Regions from separate parts of the Homo sapiens genome. Here region 2 is linked to region 1. A link is an interaction called in ENCODE POLR2A ChIA-PET data of the cell type or tissue named here. Cell type or tissue: OCI-LY7. All regions are shown on one strand. Each heading gives the region's core, and the rest is flanking DNA. Links, peaks and the distances in the headings are about the cores only.

The links. Peaks named below come from ENCODE experiments on the same cell type or tissue, not always from the same donor. Only the 100,000 strongest peaks of a DNase experiment are listed, where the experiment ranks them.
Region 2: POLR2A ChIA-PET joins it to region 1 with 10 read pairs; 2 of 35 experiments call an interaction of 5 or more read pairs at or near these places.

Annotation. Positions count from the first base shown.
Region 1 is chr1:92,939,654-92,951,494 of GRCh38, reverse strand. All of the region lies in intron 1 of DIPK1A (divergent protein kinase domain 1A), which reads left to right. Among named protein-coding and RNA genes, the nearest start is that of DIPK1A, 16 kb to the left of the region's middle. RefSeq lists enhancers at 73-162, 1,568-1,627 and a silencer at 1,289-1,583. In OCI-LY7, for the core only: no CTCF peak of the experiment used is centred there; DNase peaks (open chromatin) are centred at 1,404, 3,698 and 6,074; H3K4me3 peaks cover 4,137 bases; H3K27ac peaks cover 6,151 bases.
Region 2 is chr1:93,008,948-93,020,788 of GRCh38, reverse strand. It overlaps the pseudogene RNU6-210P. Among named protein-coding and RNA genes, the nearest start is that of DIPK1A, 53 kb to the right of the region's middle. In OCI-LY7, for the core only: no CTCF peak of the experiment used is centred there; a DNase peak (open chromatin) is centred at 5,888; H3K4me3 peaks cover 952 bases.

The sequences.
Region 1 (11,841 bases), core at 1,250-9,249:
CCAAGTTTCACAAGGTTGAAATCAGTGTCACCAGGGCTGAGTTTCTTTCTAGAGTTTTGGGAATGATTCGGCTTCCAGATTCTTTCCAGTTGTCAGAATTCAGTTACATGTGGTTGCAGGACTGAGTCTCCATTTCCTTGCTGGCTGCTGGCTGAGGATTGTTCTCAGCCTCTAGAGGCCACCTGCATTTCATGGTTCATGGTTCATGGTTCATGTTTCCCTTTCTCCAACTTCAAAGCCAGCAACTATGGGTGGAGTCCTTTGTTTCACATCTCTCTGCCTCCCTCTTCTGCCTCATCTTACTAACTCCTCTGCCTTCCTCTTCTGCTTTTAAGAGCTCGTATGATTGCGTTGGATCCACTCAGATAATCCAGGATAATCTCTATTTTAAAGTCATCTGAGTAGTAACCTTAGTTCCACTTGCAAAGTCCCTCCTTCACAGCAGTACTTGGATTAGTATTTGAAATAACCAGAGGGTGGAAATGTTGGTGGATATCTATAGAATTCTGCCTCCACAGGAAGATATAATTGAATTCTAATAGTAAAAAAAAGTAATTATTTCTTAAAATACTTTGTTTCTTTCCTATTAGTATTAGGTTTAACGGTGGTACCAAAGCAAGAGATTTTTATAAGAGAGCTATGATTATATTAATCCTTCTGGCAATAACTATGAAAGGAGTCTTGGATGTTTATTAAAGGAAGGAAAATGAAAATAGCTGCTAACAATTACATTTGGAAATACTTGTTTTTACCATAAACACTATTCTTTTTTGTTTGTTTGTTTGAGACAGGCTCTCCCTCTGTTTCCTAGACTGGAGTGCAGTGGCACAATCATAGCTCACTGCAGCGTCGTCCCAGGCTCAAGCAAGCTATCCTCCCGCCTCCCAAATAACTTTTGAATGCATCATCTCATCTTCATTCTTCTGCTGTTACTGTAATTCACATCTCCTTTTGTCTAATTAGGCCCATTGTAATAGCCCAGTCTAACCCTTTCAGATCTATCCTCCACATTGCTTCCAAAGTAATTTGTTCAGGTCTCCCTTCCTGCTGGTGAAATCCTTCAGTGGCTTCCCATTGCCTTTAGGAGTCTATGCAGAGTTCTGAGCACCGCTCTTCATTTCTTGCCCCTTCCTATATTGTCGTTCCATTCCTGCCACTACCACCTTGTGCACCATTTGCTCTATCAATCCTGAAAAACTTCCAGTTTCCAGACAACATGCTCTCTCTCATGTGTCAACGTGTCCACCCCACCTTTCCTCTTTGCCTTAGAATGTCCTTTCCCCATTTGCTCTCCATACCCATTCATCTGGTTTATTGTCTTTTTTTTACTTGTCCTTTAAGTCTCAACTCAAAGAGGAAGTGACCTTTCAGCAGTCCCTCCTTAATACTCCACAGTATTAGTGTACCTCTTCTGTGACCCAAACTGCGAGTGCATGATACCTGGCATGCTCTTCTCTTAAGCACTTAGAAGACTGAAATGTTGTCAGTGGTTTCCATATCCTTCTTCCATCCCAGACTGTGATCTCTTTGAGAGCTAAAATGTCAGTTTTCTCTGTCTTTTGTGGCTAGGGCAGAGCAGATGAGGAAAAAATATTTGTTGAATGAAATGAATCAGCATACATAATTGTAAAGATACAGAGTTTTATAGAACTGATTAGATAAACTAATTCCTTATCTGAAAGAATGTGTACACAGCAAGTCAAATAGTATAGATGAGCTTATGATACAAACTATGTTTCTCCTTCCACTTCATCCTGCCCCTAGCTTTATTCCCTAAAGGTAGCCTCTCTTTAACCATTTATATTTTTGGATTTCCTGGTTACTATGCCTCTTACTTCTATAGCTATATCTCTAAAGAAAACTGTACACATCCTGGGAGGTTCATAAGATTCTTAATTTGAGTACTGAAAGAAATTATTGCTGGGCACAGTGGCTCATGCTTGTAATCCTAGCACTTTGGGAGGCCGAGGTGGGTAGATCACCTGAGGTCAGAAGTTCGAGACCAACCTGGCCAACATGGTAAAACCCCGTCTCTACTAAAAATACAAAAAAATTAGCTAGGTGTGGTGGTGGGTGCCTGTAATCTCAGCTACTCAGAAGGCTGAGGCAGGAGAATTGCTTGAACCCGGGAGGTGGAGGTTGCAGTGAGCTGAGATTGCGCCATTGCACTCCAGCCTGGGCAACAAGAGCGAAACTCTGTCTCAAAAAAAAAGAATTATTTGAAATTTTATTTATTGTATACATTTTGGAAAGTATATTAACTTTATTAAGTTTTTTAAGTTCCCCAAATACTTCCTGAAGGAAGGTGAAGTTCTAATTTTGGGGGTGGGAGTGGGAGGGTAGAGAAGTGGGTAAGAAGAATGTCAAATCGTTGGTTCTTTATTTGTATGCTGCTTTAAAAAAATGAAGTTAACTAATCCCAGTACTTTGAGAGGCTGAAGTGGGTGGATCACCTGAGGTCAGGAGTTCGAGACCAGCCAGGCCAATATGGTGAAACCCCATCTCTACTAAAAATACAAAAAATTAGCCGGGTATGGTGGTGGTCATCTGTAATCCCAGCTACTTGTGAGGCTGAGGCAGGAGAATCGCTTGAACCCGGGAGGTGGAGGCTGCAGTGAGCCAAGATCGCACCATTGCACTCCAGCCTGGGCAACAAGAGTGAAACTCCACCTCAGGGGGGAAAAATATATATATATACACACACATATATATATATACACACACACACATATATATACATATATATGTATATATACATATATATTAAATATAAAAAATATATGTGTATATACATATGTGTATATATACATATACATGTATATATACACATATGTATATATACGTATATATATTAAATACAAAAAAATATAAAATAAATATATATATATGAATATGAAGTTAACTACCTTTTAGCTGGGTGTGGTGGCTCATGCCTGTAATCCCAGCACTTTGGGAGGCTGAGGCAAGAGGATCACTTGAGCTCAAGAGTTCGAGACCAGCCTGGGCAACATAATGAGAACCCGTCTCTATTTTTTAAAGAAAAAAGTTAATTACCTTTTTAAAAAAGTTTTTAAAAATTATTTTTAGTTGACACATAATTGTACATATTTATGGGGTACAATGTGATATTTCAATACATGTTCCATTCCTGCCACCACCACCTCATGTACCATTTGCTCTAGCAATCCTGAAAAACTTCCAGTTTTCCAGACAACATGCTGTCTCATGTGTCAACATGTCTACCCTACCTTTCCTCTTTGCCTTGGAATGTCCCTCCCACTTTCTGTCAGCTACACTTTTACTTTTATACTGCCAAAGTTGATAACATTTATATTTTTTCCTATTGTACAACCAAGTCTCCATGTAAGTATAATGATCAAATCAGGATAATTAGCACGTCTATCCCCTTAAACTTTTATCATTTCTTTAAACTGGGAACATACAAAATCCTCTCCTAGCTATTTGAAAATATGCAATAAATTATTGTTAACTAGAGTCACTCTACAGTGCTGTAGAATACTAGAACTTATTCCTCCTATCTAGCTGCACTTTTGTGTCGGTTAACCAATCTTTAGCTATTCCTCTGTCCCCCGTACCTTTTCCTACCTCTGGTAACCACCATTCTACTATCTATTTCTATGAGATCAACTGTTTTAGTTTCCACATATGAGTGAAAACATGTGGTATTTATCTTGCTGCGCCTGGCTTGTTTCACTTAACATACTGTCCTGCAGGCTCATCCATATTGCCGTGAAAGACAAGATTTCATTGTTTTCTGTGGCTGAATAGTATTCCATTACTTTGATTGATTCCCTATCTTGGCTATTGTGAATCATGCTGCAGTAAACATGGAAGTACAGCTGTCTCTCCATACTGATTTCCTTTCCTTTGGATAAATACCCAGTAGTGGGATTGCTGCATTATATGGTAATTCTGTTTGTAGTTTTTTTGAAGAACCTCCATAATCTTTCCCATAATGGCTGTACTAATTTATATTCCCACCAACTGTGTATAAGAGTTCCCTTTTCTCTGCATCTTTGCCAGTATTTGTTATTTTTTGTCTTTTTGGTAATAGCCATTCTAACTGGGGTGAGATGATAGCTCATTGTAGTTTTGATTTGCATTTCCCTGATGATTTTCTTATCCTTGTTTTGACCATTTGTATGTCTTCTTTTGAGAAATGTCTGTTCAGATCATTTGCCCAGCTTATATACTTTTAAAAAATATCTTAAAATGTTTATTTTTGTATAAGAATAACTGATGATTTTCTGTATTTTGATGTATTATTATAAGTATTTCCCCGCCTTGAAAAATGCATTCAAAATTATTCTTACATACTTAAAACTTTTATTTTTGTGTAAGTTACTATATACATATAATAGATGAGTATAGTCGTAGTTTTACATAGAATAGAAATAACTAAATATAATTATATCAGGGATTTGTGCTTATTACTATTTTCCTGAAAGGATTGCATTATCAAAAAAATTTGGAGATCACTGCTCTACATAATAGACTTTTATGTCTGTGTGGTTTTTTTTTTTTTTTTTTGAGACAGGGTCTCACTCTGTCACCCAGGCTGGAGTACAGTGGCACAGTCTCAGCTCACTGCCGCTTCAACATCGCAGGCTCGGGAGATCCTCCCACCTCAGCCTCCCAAGTAGTTGGGACCATAGACAAGTGCCACCAGGCTTGGCCAATTTTTGTATTTTTTTATAGAGGCAGGGTTTCACCATGTTGCCCAGGCTGATCTCAAACTCCTGGGCTCAAGCAATCTGCCTGCCTCAGCCCCCAAAGTACTGGGACTACAGGCATGAGCCATCGGGCCCAGCCTACCTCTGTTTCTTGATTTATCAAGTTTAGTTAATATTTGCTAACTTGGTGTTAAAAAATGAATATTTAGTTTTCTCACATCATTATCCCTCTCCATTGTTTGATAGTTGTAATTTTAATTTAACTTATTCTGTTGCTTAACTTGGTAACCTCAGAAATAACAACTGTTTCTTATTTTATCCGCTTTTGACAGTCTTTCTTGACTCTCCCCTTTTTTAGAAGGGACATGAGAACATGTGCTCCTTTTTCTACCTGTTTTTTCCTCTCTTCTACTTCCCACTTTCTGTCAGCTACTTTTAATTTTACACTGCCAAAGTTGATAACATTTATATTTTTTCCTTTTATACAACCAAGTCTCCATATAAGTTGAATTTTGAATATGAGAACTATAAATAATATTATATTATTATGACTTGTTAATTCTTCCATAAAGGAAAATCTCCCTTATAAACCTGAAACCCATTGTCTGCAGCTTATAGTTATTTTCCTTTTATTATAGGAAGCACGTAGAATTAACAGACCTCAACAATTGCCCCTTGTTATTTAGCACATTACTACAAGGATTTGTCCCTTCCCAGAAGCTAGACCATATTTCTGCCAATAGGGAAAAGAACATGTGATGTTTGTAAATTCCCTATTAAAAAGTCCCTTGTATTTAGAAATCATGCTTGTTTGCTTTTTGACGTTTCTATTAAAAAATAATAATTAAAACCTAGCCTTTGGGATCCCTAATGAAGTAACAGAATTATGATTTGAAATCACTGTCCATCGGCCACAGTTTCTCCCCTGAACAGTCAATATGCAGTATTTGTCTTTTGCAATAATTACCTGGTTACACTTAGCTGCAGAAAGTGGACATTTCTTCTGTCATCCGCTCCCCAAATCCAAGTGAACTGAGCTTCTTCTGGAGTTCTGGACCATTCAAATAATGAAAATGACTCTCACCTTCAGGGAGTTAATTGCAGGAAGGAACTAGGTATCATTTGATTCTGTGTTTATAGAAAATAGAAAAGGAGTGAGATACTTTTGGCCACTCTTTCTCTTAGGATCCTGAAGTTTATGTCTTGAGACCAAATACATCAAAGTTAGTTCTTGCCTAAGATGAAAGACATTTCTAATTTTAGTACCCCCTAAAATATGATTCTATAAATATTATTTAGTGCAGAGCCAACTCTATGTTAGGACTACTTTTTCTTCTTGCTGGGGCCAGGGTAATGACCCTGGGCTCTCAAAACTTCAACATTAATAGTAACTGGATCCTCTTTTCTCACACTCTATCAGTTCCTTGTAATCAGGGTACATACAAGCTTGTTTCCTGTTTGAAATGTAGCTTTTTAATGCTATTTGTCTTTTTTCCTTCCTTTTTAAAAATTTTTGCAGGGAGTTTCTAATTGCCTTCTTTTTCTGGCACCATCTTCCTTTATCATAGCCTTATTTTTTCTGTACTCTCACTTATATTTCATATTCTGTGGTGAAATCCTTCTTTTTTTTCTTCTTACCAGAAACCTCCCTCCTCCATGCTTGCGTTCCCATGGTGACCGGATGCTTTTCTAGGCCTACTACACAACTGGCTTCCTAGGATTTCCCTCTCTTCTTCTCATTGGTTGGTGTCACTGTTCTCAGGACCCTAAGTCTTTCCTTGTCCTAATCTGTGCCATCTTCTTCTTTGGCAAGGATGTGTGGGAAGTAAACTTTTCGAGTGCTTTCATGTCTAAAACTGTCTTTGGCCAGGCACAGTGGCTCACCCCTGTGATCCCAGCACTTTAGGAGCGCAAAGCAGGAGGATCACTTGAGCCCAGGAGTTTCAGCCAGCCTGTGGGGTTTTGCCATGTTGCCCAGGCTGGTCTCAAATTCCTGGGTTCAAGTGATCCTAATACAAAAATTAGCTGTGCTCCCAGCTACTTGGGAGGCTAAGGTGGAAGAATCCCGTGAACCCAGGAGGTGGAAGCTGCAGTGAGCCAAGATCGCACCACTGCACTCCAGCCTGGGTGACAGAGTGAGACCTTGTCTCAGAAAAACAAAACAAAACAAAAACTGCCTTTATTGTACCCTGGTACTTGTTCGTAGTTGGGCTCAGTGTAGAATTCTGGGCCAAAAATAATCTTCTCAGAAAATTTGCAGATGCAGCTGCTTTGACTTCTGATATCCCCTGTTGCTGACAAGAAGCTAGTTTGATTATCAATCCTTTGTGGGTGACCTGTTTTTCCTGTTCAGGATCTCTGTTTTATATTTTTATTTTGAAGTTTCCAGAGAAAATGTATAAATAGGGTTCTTTTATCAGTTGTATGGGTACTCACTGAGCCCTTTGAATCTTAAGACTTGGATCCTTTCTCAGCTCTGGGAAATTATATTATTTGTTGAATAGTTTCTCCCTTCTTTTTCCTCTGTTTCTTCCTTCTAGAGCTCTTCCTAGTCAAATGGTGGAGCTATTGGATTGGTTCTTTATGTCTTTTCTAGCTTCTCTATTATTTTTATCTTTTATTCATGTACTTTCATTGTTGAGTTTCTCAATTTTATTTTCCAGATCGTTTGTTGATTTTCTTTCCTTTTCTAACCACTTTTTAAACTCTAAGGATCTTATATTTAATTTAAAAGTTATTTGTTTCTTTTTATGGTTTCCTATTCATAGTTTATGTGGATGCACCATCCTCTTCAGTATTTTGATTATAACAATTTTATTTTTTAATGTTTTCTTATGCTCTGTAATTGTCTTCATTCCTTTCAGAGATTTTATTTTCTATATGTTTATCTTAGCTCTTCTTTTTCATGCTGCTGGACTTTCTCATGTGCTTGGTGATTGTTGGTTGTCTGTTCATATTTTAGAAAGAAGGACTAGGTAACTGGTGTGGCTTTCCTCTGCTGTTTTAAAAGTTAGTCTGTTTTCCCATTAGACCTATCACCGGAATGGATGCCTGACTGAGCCCTGTATGTAGGATGGGATGCCTTGGCTGGCCTGTTTGCTCTAGGTTGAGCCTATGCTGGGCTCTGGGGTCCCTCGTGCCAGCGGAGTACTTTACTCTTGTTGGACTATACATACCCACACTAGAAGCCTTGGCTTTCTGCAGTTTGTTCTTTCAGCTATCTGGTTTTTCGAGTAAGGGTTAATGCTAGGCTGCCTATGATCTCTGTGGGGTGGGGGAGGTGGTTGGGGGTGCCAACCAGTGCAGTTCCAGGTACAGATCTTCAATTATTCCCACCGTCTTCAACCTCACTTCTCACTCCTGCCCTCCCTTGTACCTGTTGGCTCGGAGCCCAGAGCCATCAGGTGTTCCAACTGACAGATTGGCTCTCTAGATTCCCTCTAGCATTCCAAGAAGCAGTTTGGCTTCCAGCTCCTTTTAGGTTGCCTGGTAGAGTATTCTGGGCTGTGGCTTTCTCTGCCTGCCTCATCCATCAACACAATTCCATTTGCTTTTTGAAACTAGAAATGTGTTGGATCTTTTATCCGCTGGTGAATTTCCTACTTTTCTTTCTTTCTTTGTTTCTTTCAGCTGTTAGAGATTTATTGCTTCTTTTGCCTTCCTTATTTGAGTGTGGTTTTGCAAGCTGTAAGTAGCAAACATGTATCTTTAGTCTACCATCTTAAACTGAAAGTCCTGATGTGAATTTTAAACTGCAGCATCTGTTTTCTAATATTTACCTACCCTATTTATCTTCATGACTGCAGTGTCTATTTAAGCATTACATAATTAACAAATTAGCTGGGCGCAGTGGCCCAGGCCTGTATTCCCAACACTTTGGGAGGCCGAGGCGGGCGAATCATGAGGTCAGGAGTTCGAGACCAGCCTGACCAACATGGTGAAACCCCGTCTCTACTAAAAATACAAAAAATTAGCTGGGCGTGGTGGCGGGCGCCTGTAATCCCAGCTACTCGGGAGTCTGAGGCAGGAGAATCACTTGAACTCAGGAAGGAGGCAGAGGTTGCAGTCAGCCAAGATCGCGCCACTGCACTCCAGCCTGGGTGACAGTGCTAGACTCTGTCTCAAAAATAAATAAAAATAAAAAACCTAATTAACAAAGTATTTCAATAAAATAAGGTGAGATAATTAGAGTAAATAACTTGAGAGGAATAAAAATAAGATGGAACTTTTTTCCCCAGAAAATCTTGTATACAGTTCATTTTGATAAAAAAGAAAAAGAAAAAAAAACTGCTAAAAGATTAGCGTCTTAAATTAGAATCAATTTTGTGGTTGAGTTCAATGGGTTTTAAGTAAACAATATCCTTTCCACTTTACTCATAATGCTGTTCATACTTGGTTTTGATAATGCTTTTGTCCTATAAAAGATCTTTATATTAATGTAATGAATTGCTTAAACATTTCACCAGCTTTTAAATAGCAATTTGGTAAAATAGAAAGACTCATGAGATAATTTATTCCCCCAGGACAGAGAAGGGATAAACAAGCCTTTTCAGTCTGTGATAGCAGAATGGTTTGGTGAATTTAAAAGCCTTAATTATTATGCTTTAAGCAACAACTTAATTTGCTTCTGTCTGATTCTTAGTTTTTGAGTTCTTCCTTTCATAAACTGTATCATGTTGCTATTTTGCTGCTCATCATTTTGCTGTTTCTCTTTTCCTCATCAAAAAGTATTTACTGCTCATGTCCATATATTCCCTGTGCTGGCGGTGTTGCTGTGGGCTGTAGATGCACACTGGCTTTTTTTTTTTTTTGAGACAGAGTCTCCCTCTGTCACCCAGGCTGGAGTGCAATGGTGTGATCTCAGCTCACTGCAACCTCCGCCTCCTGGGTTCAAGCAATTCTCTTGCCTCAGCCTCCTGAGTAGCTGGGATTACAAGCACGCGCCACCACTCTTGGCTTTTATCTGTACATTTGAGTGCACTTTTCGAGTATAGAGTGTGGATAGTTAAGGGAATCAATTTCTAGATTTTTGAATTCCCGATGTAGTTTTTCCTAACATTGCTCTGCCAGAGAATGTGTTTGGAATGGAGGTGTGTGCTCTGCTTTCCCACCTTCACTTGCGTCGTTATCCTTTCTCACTTTTAGAAAGGAAAGGCACACTGCTAATCCATTTTAGATATTACAAAGGTCCATTGCCCTGGATGTAAAAACTACCAGGACACCAAACAAAGGGCAATTGAAAATTTGGTGTCTGTGTTAAGATAGTGAATGTCGAGAAATACTGTCTCAGGGAATGACTAGATAACAGTTTTTTGCAATATTAGTTTCCAATATTTTGCTGTCAACAGAACTGAAAGAAGGCCTGATAGAGTTGTCTGCTAAGTAACTAATAGATCAGTAAGTATATTTTTGATGGTAGGTTACTGTTATTTTTGTCACATAACTCAAAAGATTTCCAAGAATTGAGAGATAATTGCTACAACAAGACTTCCATTTTTATCTTTTCATTTATGTGAAAAAAGTTTCTCACCACTTAAAGTTATAAAAACAAAAAATAGGGATAATTCTGTTTTTTAATAGCTGAGTCCTATTTCATTCTGGCAAGAAATAATAGTTACTGCACGTTCTTAGATGACACCAAAAGCATGGTTCATAAAGGAAAAATTGATAAATTTGATCTTATCAAAATTAAAATCTTTTTCTCTGCTAAAGACCCTGTTAAAAAGATGAAAAGACAAGCTACAGACTGGGAGAAAATATTTGCAAATCACATATCTCACAAAGGACTAGTATCTGGAATATACAAAGAACTCTCAAAACTCAGTTTTAAAAAATAGTCCAGTTAGAAAGTGGGAAAAAGACACGCATAGACATTTTACCAAAGCTATATAGATGGCAAGTAAACACAGATGAAGACATTCAAGCTTATTAACCATTAGGGAATTGCACATTAAAACCGTGATGAGATATCATCAGAATGACTAAAATTAAAAATAGTGAAAACACCAAATGCTGGCAAGGACGCAGAGCAACTGGATGATTCATACATTGATGTAAAATGATACAGCCATGGAAAGCAGTTTGCAACTATTTAAACTTATGGTGAAAAATTGTAGATGTCAACTTAAAAATATGCAAGGGGGTATATAGTTTTCAAATTATTTGTGGGATCCACAAACAAAAATGCTAGAGTTTAAAACCATAATACCTCCATTGCTGAAAGGGCTACATTCCAAAAGAATGCCTTTTAAGAAATCAGAATCTTAAATATCAGAGGTAGTTGAAATATTAAGGAACTTGGCATTTGTCTGTTAAGGGGTAGAATTGTAGTACCAAAAGTCCCTTAATTAAATGATAATCACATAAAATATGGCACTAGTAAGAGTAAGAAAAAGAAGTGTTGTACTATGTTAAGATGATGTTATTGGCTTTAAATGCCTATTTTTAAATCAAGGTCAAGGGATGTGCTCGGACAGATGTGTTCAATAGCCATGTTCTAAACAGGCAAGAGAGAAAAAGGAAAGGCAAGTCAGGGGAGAGTTGTGTTTTTAGCAGTCTGTGTTGGGTAGGGCAGAGTGATGTCGGACACTCATCTCTACTCCCAGAAATCACCCTGAAAGGACTACATCAGGTTTACCTTTAGGTAATGCATGATTTCAGATTTCCTATTTCTAGCTCCCCATGTATGGAAAATCTCTATATATGCTTGATGATGCTGTCCCAGTCTTCTTAAATGGGGGATTAAGCCTTCCATTTCACCATTAGCCAGCTTAATATACAGGTACTTAAAGGATTAGTTATAGTATAAATGAATTTCAGTCATTTGATAAATATAGTTGTTTTTTTTTTGAGACAGGGTCTCACTCTGTCGCCTAGGCTGGAGTGCAGTGGCGTGATCTCAACTCACGGCAACCTCTTCCTCCCGGGTTCAAGTGATTCTCCTGCCTCAGCCTCCTCAGTAGCTGGGATTACAGGCATGGGCCACCACTGGCTAATTTTTGTGTTTTTTGTTAGAAACAGGGTTTCACTATGTTGGCCAGGCTGGTCTTAAATTCCTGACCTCAAGTGATCTTCCTGCCTTGGCCTCCCAAAGTGCTGGGATTACAAGCATGAGCTACTGCTTCCAGCCCTGATAAATGTAAATTTT
Region 2 (11,841 bases), core at 1,316-9,315, 69 kb before region 1:
GGTGTGTGCCACCATGCCTGGTCAGATTTTATTTTCTAGAACGGTTTTAGATTTACAGAAAAATTGAGCTTTGAGGAGTACTGGTCAAGTGTCTTGGAGCATGTTCTCCAATTGGAATTTGATGTTTTTCTTGTCTTAGATTGGGGTTATGAGGCCACAGGAGGAAGATCATAGAGGCAAAGTGCCATTTTCATCACATCGTATCCCTGGATATACAGTCATCATGATTTATGACACTGGCTGAAGTGGTTTTTGCCAAGTTTCTCCACTGTAAAGTTACTCTTTTTCCTCTCTTTCCATAATCTTTGGAGGGAAGTCACCATGTGCTGCCCACACATAAGAAGTGGATGTATGCTCCCTTTTTGGAGGGTGGCAGAGTATCTACATAAATCACTTGCAATTCTTCTGTATGGACAATTTGTCTCTTCCTCCCACTTATTAATTTATTCAATTATGTATTTATAACATTGTTAACTCATGCATACTTGTTTTATACTTTAGGTTATAATTCAGTATTACTTTTATTTTATTTTTTTTTGCTCAAATTGTTTCCCCTTTGGTCACCGGGAACTCTTTCAGTTGGCTCTTATGCCCCTTTGACATAATCCAACAACATGATTTTTTTTTTCTAGCACTTCCTTACTTTTCGGCACTGCAACATGCTCCAGGTACATCTTGTGTCTTTCCTTCCCCAGTTCTAGAATCAGTCATGTCTCCAAAAAAACCCTTAGTTCCTTTTGTTAGATAATGGTATTAGGAACCGAGATCTGGATGGTAGGTGTCTGTGTACTAGAGAATATGCTAGGTCTTTTAGGACTTCTCTGCTAACAGATCAAATAAATAATTGTGTGGATACTAACCAGTGTATATACATCTATCTATAAATATTTTTATATAGGTCGGGTGCAGTGGCTCATGCCCAGAATTCCAGCTACTGAGAAGGTTGAGGCGGGAAGATCTCTTGAGGTCAGGAGTTTGAGACCAGCCTGGGCAACATAGAGAGACTCAACTCTAAAAAATTAAAAATAATTTACCTGGATGTAGTGGTGCATGCCTGTAGTCCCAGCTGTTCAACAGGCTAAGGTGAGAGCATTGCTTGAGCCCAAGAGTTCAAGGCTGCAGTGAGCTATGATCACACCATTGCGCTCCAGCCTGGGCAATAGAACAAGACCCTGTCTCTTAAAAAAACAATCTATATCCAAATTAAACTAAATATGAGTTCTTACTGATGTGTCTAACTTTAATCCATTAATATATGGATCATTCTAGCTTTTTCTCCTTGCTTATCTGTAAATTCCCACTCCAGCAGTGAGAAACCTGGTTCCTACAATCTGCCATCTATTTACTCAATCATTTAGTTCCAGTACACATGTGTAGCAGTATCAGAATTGTTAACCCATGCCCCCAAATGAAACAACTTTATCAACTAAAGCAGCATTATTTTTTTAATTTGTTTTTATTTCAGTAGCTTTAGAGGTAAAAGTGGTTTTTGGTTACATAGATACATTGTACAGTGGTGAAATCTGGGCTTTTAGTATATCTGTGTGTAGTGTACCCAACAGGTAATTTTTTCTCCCCACCCTCCTTCCACCATCCCTCGCTTCTGAGTCTCCAGTGTCCATTATACCAGTCTATATGCCTTTGCACATCCATAGCTTAGCTTCCACTTATAAGTGAGAACATATGGTATTTGGTTTTCTATTTTTTAGTCACTTCACTTAGAATAACGGCCTTCAGTTCCATCCAAGTTGCTGCAAAATACATTATCTTGTTCTTTTTATGGCTGAGTAGTATTTCATGGTATATGTATATCACATTTTCTTTATCCACTCATCTGTTGATGGGCACTTAGGTTGATTTCATATCTTTGTAATTGTGAATTGTTCTGCAATAAACATATGAGTGCGAGTGTCTTTTTTTGTTTGTTTGTTTGAAACAGAATCTTGCTCTGTCACCCGGGCTGGAGTAGAGTGGTGTGATCTCAGCTCACTGCAACCTCCACCTCCTGGGTTCAAGCGATTCTCCTGCCTCACTCAGACTCCCAAGTAGCTGGGATCACAGGCGTGTACCACCACACCCAGCTGAATTTTGTATTTTTGGTGGAGATGGGGTTTCACCATATTGGCCAGGCTAGTCTCAAACTCCTGACCTCAGGTGATCTGCCTGCCTCGGCCTCCCAAAGTGCTGGGATTACAGGTGTAAGCCACCGCACCTAGCCACATGTCTTTTTTTATATAATGACTTCTTTTCCTTTGGGTAGATACCTAGTAGTAGGATTACTGGATCGAATGGTAGATTTACTTTTAGTTCTTTGAGAAATCTCCACACTTTTTTCCATAGAAGTTGTACTAATTTATATTCCCGCCAACAGTGTACAAGCATTCCCTTTTCACCACTTCTGCACCAACCTCTATTGTTTTTTGACTTTTTCAAATGGCCATTCTGACTGGGGTAAGGTGGTATCTCATTGTGGTTTTAATTTGCATTTGCCTGATATTAGTGATGTTGAGTATTTTTCATGTTTTTTGGCCATTTGTATATCTTTTTTTGAGAAATGTCTATTCATATCATTTGCCCAGTTTTTAATGGGATTATTTGTTTTATTTTTGCTGATTAGTTTGGGTTCCTTATAGATTTTGGATATTAGTCCTTTGTCAGATGTATAGTTTGCAAACATTTTCTCTCATTCTAAAGGTTGTCTGTTTACTCTGTTGATTATTTATTTTGCTATACAGAAGCTTTGTAGTTTAAGTCCTGTTTATTTATTTTTGTTTTTATTGCATTTTTAAAGAAGTGTTCTTACGTGCTTTTAGTGTGCGATTTCTTTTGCCTTTAGTCTTACATATTCCACTCATTTCCAAAGTAACTTTAGGTCAGTATGTGTTCCCCCTACTTCCTTCAGTGAGGTTGTTTCATACATTTTTAATACAGTTAGATTTTACTGCCATTGTCTGCCTCCCTTCCTGGAACTCTCCTACCTCCTAAATGACTTTACTTAATCTGCATACATTATGGTTCACTCTTTGTGTTCTATCTGTGGGTTTTGATGAATGCATAATGTCATGTATCCACCATTACAGTATCATACCGAATAGTTTCACCTCCCTAAATATCTCCTGTGCTTCACCTTCATAATGAACCCCCATTTTCAACCCCTGGCAATTGCTGGAGATTTATTGTCTCTATAGTTTTGCCTTTTCCAGAATGTCATATAATTGGAATTGTGCAATGTATAGCCATTTCAGACTGGGTGCTTTCACTTAGAAATATGCATTTAAGTTTCCTCCATGCCATTTCATGGCTTGATAGCTTTTTTTTTTTTTTTTTGACAGAGTCTCACTCTGTCACCCAGGCTGGAGTGCAGTAGTGTGATCTTGGCTCACTGCAACCTCCACCTCCTGGGGTTCAAGTGATTCTCCTGCCTCAGCCTCCTGAGTAGCTGGGATTACAGGCGCCCACCACCATGCCTGGCTAATTTTTGTATTTTCTAATAGAGACGGGGTTTCACCATGTTGGCCAGGCTAGTCTCAAACTCCTGACATCAGGTGATCCGCCCTCCTTGGCCTCCCAAAGTGCTGGGATTACAGGTGTGAGCCACTGCGCCCAGCCTACAGCTCATTTCTTTTTATCTCTGCATAATATCCCATTGGATGAATGTACAATTTATCTAGTCAAGCAATATTTTAATAATTGAAAAGGTAAAGCTAAAGAAGAAAACATCCTCATCCTGGAGAAGCTCAGTCACTGGCATTGGTGGCACATAACTAAAGGATAGAATGATAAGAGGCATATTACATTACATTCAAAGTGCTGTGGGCACCCATAGAAGACAATGGGTATCTACATGAGAATGTGATGAGGTATAGGTATAGAGAAAAGCTGGGATTTGTCTTGGGCCTTGAAGAAAAAGTAGGTATTTGGGGATGAGGTGGGAAAGGAGGAAGAAGGTGAGTGGGGAAGAGGAACCTGCAGACAAATATGGCTAGAAGGTGAGAGAGACTGCGTCAGGTCCCAGATAACAGTGTATTTTCCCTCATCCACATATATGACCCCAGAGTTGGATTTGCAGGCCAGGAGGAAGGGGCTTTGTGGTGCCCTTTCACTCTGATGATAACAGTAACTCTCACACACAGAGCACCTACTACCATGTGTCAGACGCGGTGCTGGGCACTTCACACACATTTTCCTCACAATTCTTCATGTTACACATGTGCATTTGTAACACACATACATGCAAAGCTGCAGAAGCACTCTATAATACCTCCTGCTGGAAGCTGACACTCCGAATGGAGTTGCTGTTCACGTGTGTGAGGATGATGAAAGAGATGCTGTCTCACATGCCCTTTGACTCTGGCTGCAGCAGCCGCTTTCACCCGTTCCTCACTCCAGCTCCTCTTCTAGAGGTCCCAAAGCTTTAGAAAATCTGTGGCATTATCACTTGCTGCATTCCCCAGCAACCTCCTCTGTCTTAATCAGGGATCAGGTCTCCATCCAGCACACTGCATTTTTTCCCTGTACCTCTATGACTCTTTGTTTACCTAAACAATTCCAAGAATGAGTGATGATAGGAATTCAGAATAGAATGGGAGAGCACCAAGCTTTTCCTTTATGAAAGTAATAAAATGAGGTCAACTTTCTCTTCACTCTGCCCCATGTAAGTTTCCTAAAGAAAGTCAAAGCAATTCTGTTAATCTGCATTTAGACCGCCTACTTCCTACTCAAAGAGTTCAAAACTGAGCCTTGGGATTGGATCAGCACTTCATGGAGGTCATTAGAATAGCACTGTTAAGAAATAAAATTCTCCAGGAGGAAGATTTATAAGCATGGGGAAACTGGAAAAAAAGCTGCCTTAGTTCCACTCTGTTTGGTCGTCATGACTTTTGGCACTGTAAGATGACACGTCAATTTGTACCAAAACCAAAATACCAGTTTGGGATAATCTTTGATGAAGACTTGGCAACCCTATTGACTCTGCAGATCTTTCTCATATTTCAACTAATGCAAACCTCTAGAGAATGTATACTGAGTGACACATCACATAGCTAAAAATAAAGCAGCAGTTAATTTGACACCCACTGCTAGATAATAAAAAGTGACTCATAATTATTATTTCCAACATTTCAAAAACTTGTAATTGAGTTTCCTGTATGCATTTCCTGAGAGGCAAACTCTTCCAAAAATTAAACTCAAATTTGTTGTAGAATAAAATTTTAGGATCTGAAGAACTGTAGACAGTCACAACTGTGCAAATATAAACATGTATCCTCTTCCTAATGTGGTTAATATTTAGTTTACAGTCATTATCATTTTATCATTATTGTAATTACACCTTCCCCTTTAGAAAAAAAGTTATTTTAGTCAAGTTTAACTAGAGGTAGTTGTGTATACTGTGCAACTAATTCTGCTACTGTACCAAAGCATCATGAGGGTAGGTGTGTGTTCCAAGTGTCCTTGTATCCTCCGTGCAGCAGAGGCTTCCAATTGTCCTCTAATATTCATTGTACTAGATCCCTCAGTTTTTAAATGGGTCACATGGCCACTCAGAGTAAAAACCATGTTTCCGGCCGGGTGCAGTGGCTCACACTTGTAATCCCAGCACTTTCGGAGGCCGAGGCAGGCAAATCACTTGAGGTCAGGAGTTCAAGACCAGCCTGACCAACATGGTGAAACCCTGTCTATACTAAAAATACAAAAATTAGCTGGGTGTGATGACGCATGCCTGTAATCCCAGCTACTTGGGAGGCTGAGGCAGGAGAATCACTTGAACCCGGGAGGCAGAGGTTGCAGTGAGCCAAGGTTGTGCTGTTGCACTCCAGACTGGGCGACAAGAGTGAAACTCCGTTTCAGAACAAAAACAGAAACAAAACCACATTTTCTCAGCCTGCCTTACAGACAGGTGTGGCCTGGTAACTAAGTTCAGGCAAATAGATGCAAGCTTAAGTGTTATATAGCAGTCTTTAAGGACCTTTCTTAATTTCGCTTTTTTCACCATTCCTTCCTTCTTCCTTCTGGCTTGGTGGTGGAGCTGATGGCTGGGGGTGAACAGCTATCTTGGACCATGGAGTGATCTTAGAAGAGAATTCAAGCCCAGCAGATCAACTCCATGGAACAAGATCACCACACCAGTTCTGGCCTGTCTCCCTTTGGACTTCTACGCGCGATAAACTATCTTGTTCAAGCCACTGTCACTTGCATTGAAACATAATTCTAGCCAATAAACCCCACAGTCTCAAGCATATCCTAGCATGTCACTAGAGCAAAATATATAGTAATAAATGTTTATTGAATAAATGTTGCAAATTTGGGCTTTCAGGAAGTACATTATTTTTGTTAGTCCAGAAGTTTATGAGTTGAAACAGGACAGCAGTGAGGTCATCCAAGGCCAGAGGGAAATGAGACCAAGTGACTCAAGCAACCAGGAGACCACCGACTATCAGGCAAAAAAGGAAGAAACAGTCAAAGCTAAGGCTCAAAGAAAGAAGACACCACTCAGTCTGGGGAATCTGGAGGCAAGAGAAATTTGGAAACATCAGTCTCTAGTCTGGAGGATAGCAGGCAAGTAGCTCAAAGTCCACAGTCAGCAGCTCTCAGCTGGGGTCGATTTTACTCTTCAGGGGACACTGGCAATATCTGGAGACATTTTTGGTTGTCACAACTGGTTGGGGAGGAGTGGTGCTATGGGCCTCTAGTGTATAGAGGCCAGAGATGCTGCTAAAAATTTTACCATGCCCAGGACAGCCCCCAAAGCAAAGAATTATCTGGTCTAAAATGTCGATAGTGTTCAGGAAAAGAAACCCTGGTCTAGCTGATTATAGGTGTTCACTTCAGGCCCCAAACTCCAGCTACTCTTGGAGTTCAGGCCAGAGGGAAGATGGGTCATTTAGCCAGCCTGGATAACAGCTTGGAAATAGACAATCCAGACTTTCATGTTCAGCGTCATTAAGCAGACTTTGTGACTAAACTGAGTACCTGCAAATTGCTCTCTGAATATTAAGTAGCTTATAGCACAGTTCTTCCCACAATACAAAGATAATTATGCCCTATCCCAGACTAACAGAGACTGTGACATGCTCACAAACCATTAAGAAGAGTCTGAAATATAAAACAGGTATACATTGGGGTCCTAAGGTCTCAGAGAAGCTCCTTTGCATACCAAATGTGGGGAAGGGAGTAGAACTGACAAGCAGCTTCTCTTTTGATGTGAGTCCTAAATGTGGGAATCATCAGTCTCCACATTCCCAAAGCCAGGGTTTGTGTCAGAGAAGGTCCATGCCAGAGAGGCTGAGAGGGCAGATCTATTCTTGATTCTGCAGCTGACTTGCCGTTTGAACCCTCTGACTTTTCCAGGCACCAGTTTTCCTTACAGTGTGAAAGACAAAATTATCATTAGCTGGAGGGGAGGCCTGAGGGAAAGAGAGAAGAAGAGCAAGTTGATTGAGCTGCTGAGGCTGCTAGGCCCTATGTGCATAAATCAGTAAGCTTAAACCTCAGAATATCCCTGGTGGCTCGAGGATGACAGCATTATGGAAATAAAGTACTTTTTATATTCCTGCATCTGTATTAGCATACATACATTTACTTCTCATATTTATGAGATCCTTATAAATTTCTTTTCAAAAAAGTTTTTTTTGCCAAACTGAATTAAGTTAGTTAATTGCATACTTATTATACACAAAACACTATGCTTGGTTTTATGTGGTTTCTGCCCACAAAAGGCTTTCATTCCAGTAGAGAGGCAAAGATTTACACAAAGAAATCACAATACAAGGTAGAAAGTCATAATGCCAAAAGAGAGACATAAATAAAGTGCTGTGGGTTCACAGAGAATGAAATACTTAATATGGTTAGAAGAGGTAGGTTCAGTTGTTCATTATTTTGTTTAAAAAATATTTCTTGCACTTCTGCTATATGCCAGGAAGTCTGCTAAATGACAGAGATTCAAAAATGAATGACACCAAGCCCTTAGCTGAATGGGGAAGAGAAAAGTATATCAAGAGTGGCATTTGAGCAACATAAGGTTGAAAGTTGTGCTAATGTCAGATTTTGGAATGGGAGCAGGTAGAAGGGGAGCGTACTCCAGGCGAAGGAAAAAATAAGCAAAATATCAGAGTAGCAAACCAGCTTGTATTTCATCAGCCTCCATATGGGGTTCCCCACTACTACCAAATCCCAACCCCCACCCACACGCATCAGTTAATTTAGGAGGGGGCTTCTCTCTGAGCATGCTCTGTAATACAAATCCTCCATGAGAAGTTTGGTTTGTTGACCAGAAGAACAATATTTCTCCTATTAGCAATTATCTAGGTTGTTTCTGATTGGAAACTGTAATTAAAATGATACCATGAACATCCTTATACATGTGTCTTTGTGTACTCATGTGAATATTTTCTATAGACTAACGTTTTAAAATAGTTACAATAAACCAAGTTCAAGGATGAGTCACCAATGGACAGGATCTCAGATCCCCAGGATGATGATGAGTGTGTAAGAGAGCACTGAGCACCCCCTACAAGGGAAGATGGAAGTCTCTGAAGACAAATGTCACCTGCCTCCTAAATTTGTCTAATGGAAGCTCTGCCTGTAACCTTAAAACTGGGGTTTGCTTCCAGTCACAGTGGCTCTCGCCTATAATCCCAGCACTTTAGGAGGCTGAGGCAGGAGGATTGCTCGAGGTCAGGAGTTAGAGATGAGCCTGGGCAACATAGTGTGAACCTGTCTGTATATATATATTAGCCAGGTGTGGTGGTACGCACCTGTAGTCCCAACTACTTGGGAGGCTGAAGCAGAAGGATCACTTGAGCCCAAGAGTTTGAGGCTGCAGTGAGCTGTGATGGCGCCACTGCACTCCAGCCTGGGTGACAGAGCAGGGAGACCCTGTCTCTAAAAAACAAAAACAAAAACAAAATTGAGGTTTGCCAAACAGTTCTGCCTTCTAGTGCTCTCTCGAGACTCATTTCTCTCTGGGTGTGGTAAGCATTGCATTAATACTCCCCAACAGACAAGTAGAAGTAGCACCAACATTTTAAGATATACTATGGGTGAAAATCTTAACATTGAGAAAAACATACCCATTAACCTTTTACCTGTCATTGAAAAAGATGGGGCCTATTTCATTCTAGCTCTTGATAGTAAGTGCTTGGAAGCCTCTCGGTCTGATGCAAGTGTCAGGGCCCTTGTCCAAATCCTGCTTCTCTTGTTCTGCTTTGCTGAAGGGCATGAGCACTGAGCAGAGAAGGAGCAATGGGAGCTACTCCGCTCAAAAATATCTCCCCCTTTCATCCTACCAAGAGAGTCAACAAATCGTTCGATCTTTTTTGCTTTTTTAAAAAATTTACATACGGTTTACAAAATTCACCATTTAAAAATGTAAGGTTCAGTGGTTTTTAAATATATTCACAAGGTTGTTCAGCCATTACTATCTAATTCTAGAACACTATTACCCCCAAAAGAAATTCTGTACCCGGCCGGGCGCCATGGCTCATGCCTATAATCCCAGCAATTTGGGAGGCCGAGGCCGGCAGATCACTTAAGGTCGGGAGGTTGAGACCAGCCTGGCCAACATGGTGAAACCCCATCTCTACTAAAACTATAAAAATTAGCTGGGCGTGGTGACACATGCCTGTAGTCTCAGCTACTGGGGAGGCTGAGGAGGAGAATCGCTTGAGCCTGGGAGGTGGAGGTTGCAGTGAGCAGAGATTGTGCCACTGCACTCCAGCCTGGGCAACAGAGCAAGACTCTGTCTCAAAAAACAAACAAACAAAACACAGTCCCTCTCTATAACCCCTCCCTCATCCCCTAATCTACTTTAGGTCTTTATGGATTTGCCTATTCTGAACATTTCATCTAAGTGTAACCATACACAGCATGGTCTTCTGTGACTGGCTTCTTTCAGTAAGCATGATGTTTACAAGGTTCTTCTGTGCTGTAGCATGTATCAATACTTTACTCCTTTTTATGGCTGAATAAGATTATATTGTATAAGTAACCATATTTTTAAATGCATTCATCTGTTGACGGACATTTGGGTTGTTTCCACTTTTTGGCTATTATGAACAATGCTGCTATAATCATTTGTGTTTAGCTCTTTTTGAGGTGAAATAAGTTTTTGTTTTGTTTTGTTTTGTTTTGTTTTTTTGAGACGGAGTCTCACTCTGTCGCCCAGCCTGGAGTGCGGTGACGCGATCGCGGCTCACTGCAAGCTGCGCCTCCTGGTTTCACGCTATTCTCCTGCCTCAGCCTGTAGCTGGGACTACAGGCACCCGCCACCATGCCCCGCTAAGTTTTTTTTTGTATTTTTAGTAGAGACGGGGTTTCACCGTGTTAGCCAGGATGGTCTCGATCTCCTGACCTCGTGATCCGCCCGCCTCGGCCTCCCAAAGTGCTGAGATTACAGGCGTGAACCACCACGTCCAGCCGAGGTGAAAGAAGTTTCAATGGAAAAATATGAAATGCTTTCTGAATATGCATGTCATTCTTGTGCAGGGTCCATGCTAATCTTCTCTGTATTGTTCCAGTGTTATTAGGTTGGTGCAAATGTAATTGCGGTTTTTGCATTGTTGAAATTTGCTGTTTGATATTGGAATACTTTCTTAAATAAGTGTGGTTATGTTGTACATCATTTTAATGCACATTTCTCACTTTTATCTTTTGCTAATGACTTATTGCTGTTTATTTTATATTTATTTTAGACTATAGAAGTGACGTTAGACAAAAAGCAAATTCGCGCAATTTTCTTATTCGAGTTCAAAATGGGTCGTAAAGCAGGGGAGACAACTTGCAACATCAACAACGCGTTTGGCCCAGGAACTGCTAATGAACGAACGTACAGTGCAGTGGTGGCTCAAGAAGTTTTGCAAAGGAGACGAGAGCCTTGAAGATGAGAAGCGTAGTGGCCGGCCATCGGAAGTTGACGACGACCAATTGAGAGCAATCATCGAAGCTGATCCTACTACATGAGAAGTTGACAAAGAACCCAACGTCAACCATTCTATGGTCGTTCAGCATTTGAAGCAAATTGGAAAGCTGAAAAAGCTCCATAAGTGGGTGTCTCATGAGCTGAGCGAAAATCAAAAAAATCATTCTTTTAAAATGTCCTCTTCTCTTATTCTACGCAACAACAACGAATCATTTCTAGATCGGATTATGACGTGAAATGATTGTATACGACAAGCAGCAATGACCAGCTCATTGGCTGGACCAAGAAGAAGCTCCAAAGCACTTCCCAAAGCCAAACTTGCACCAGAAAAAGGTCATGGTCACTGTTTGCGGTCTGCGGCCGGTCTGATCCGCTACAGCTTTCTGAATCCAGAGGAAACTGTTACATCTGAGAAGTATGCTCAGCAAATCGATGAGATGCACCAAAAACTGCAACACCTGCAGCTGGCATTGGTCAACAGAAAGGGCCCAACTCTTCCATGACAACCTCACTTCGTGCGACTTCACGGCGTACAACCAATGCTTCAAAAGTTGAACAAATTGAGCTACGAAATTTTGCCTCACCTGTCATATTCACCTGATATCTTGCCAACTGACTGCCACTTCTTCAAGCATCTCAACAACTTTTTTCAGGGAAAATGCTTCCATAATCAGCAGGATGCAGAAAATGCTTTCCAAGAGTTCGTCGAATCCTGAAGCACGGATTTTTATGCTACAGGAATAAACAAACATATTTCTCGTTGACAAAAATATGTTGATTGTAATGGTTCTTATTTTGATGAATAAAGATGTGTTTGAGCTGAGTTATAATGATTTAACATGCATGGTCTGAAGCCGCAATTACTTTTGCACCAACCTCATAGTATATGTGCTGCTAAAGCGAGCACTTATGTACAAATTTTGGTG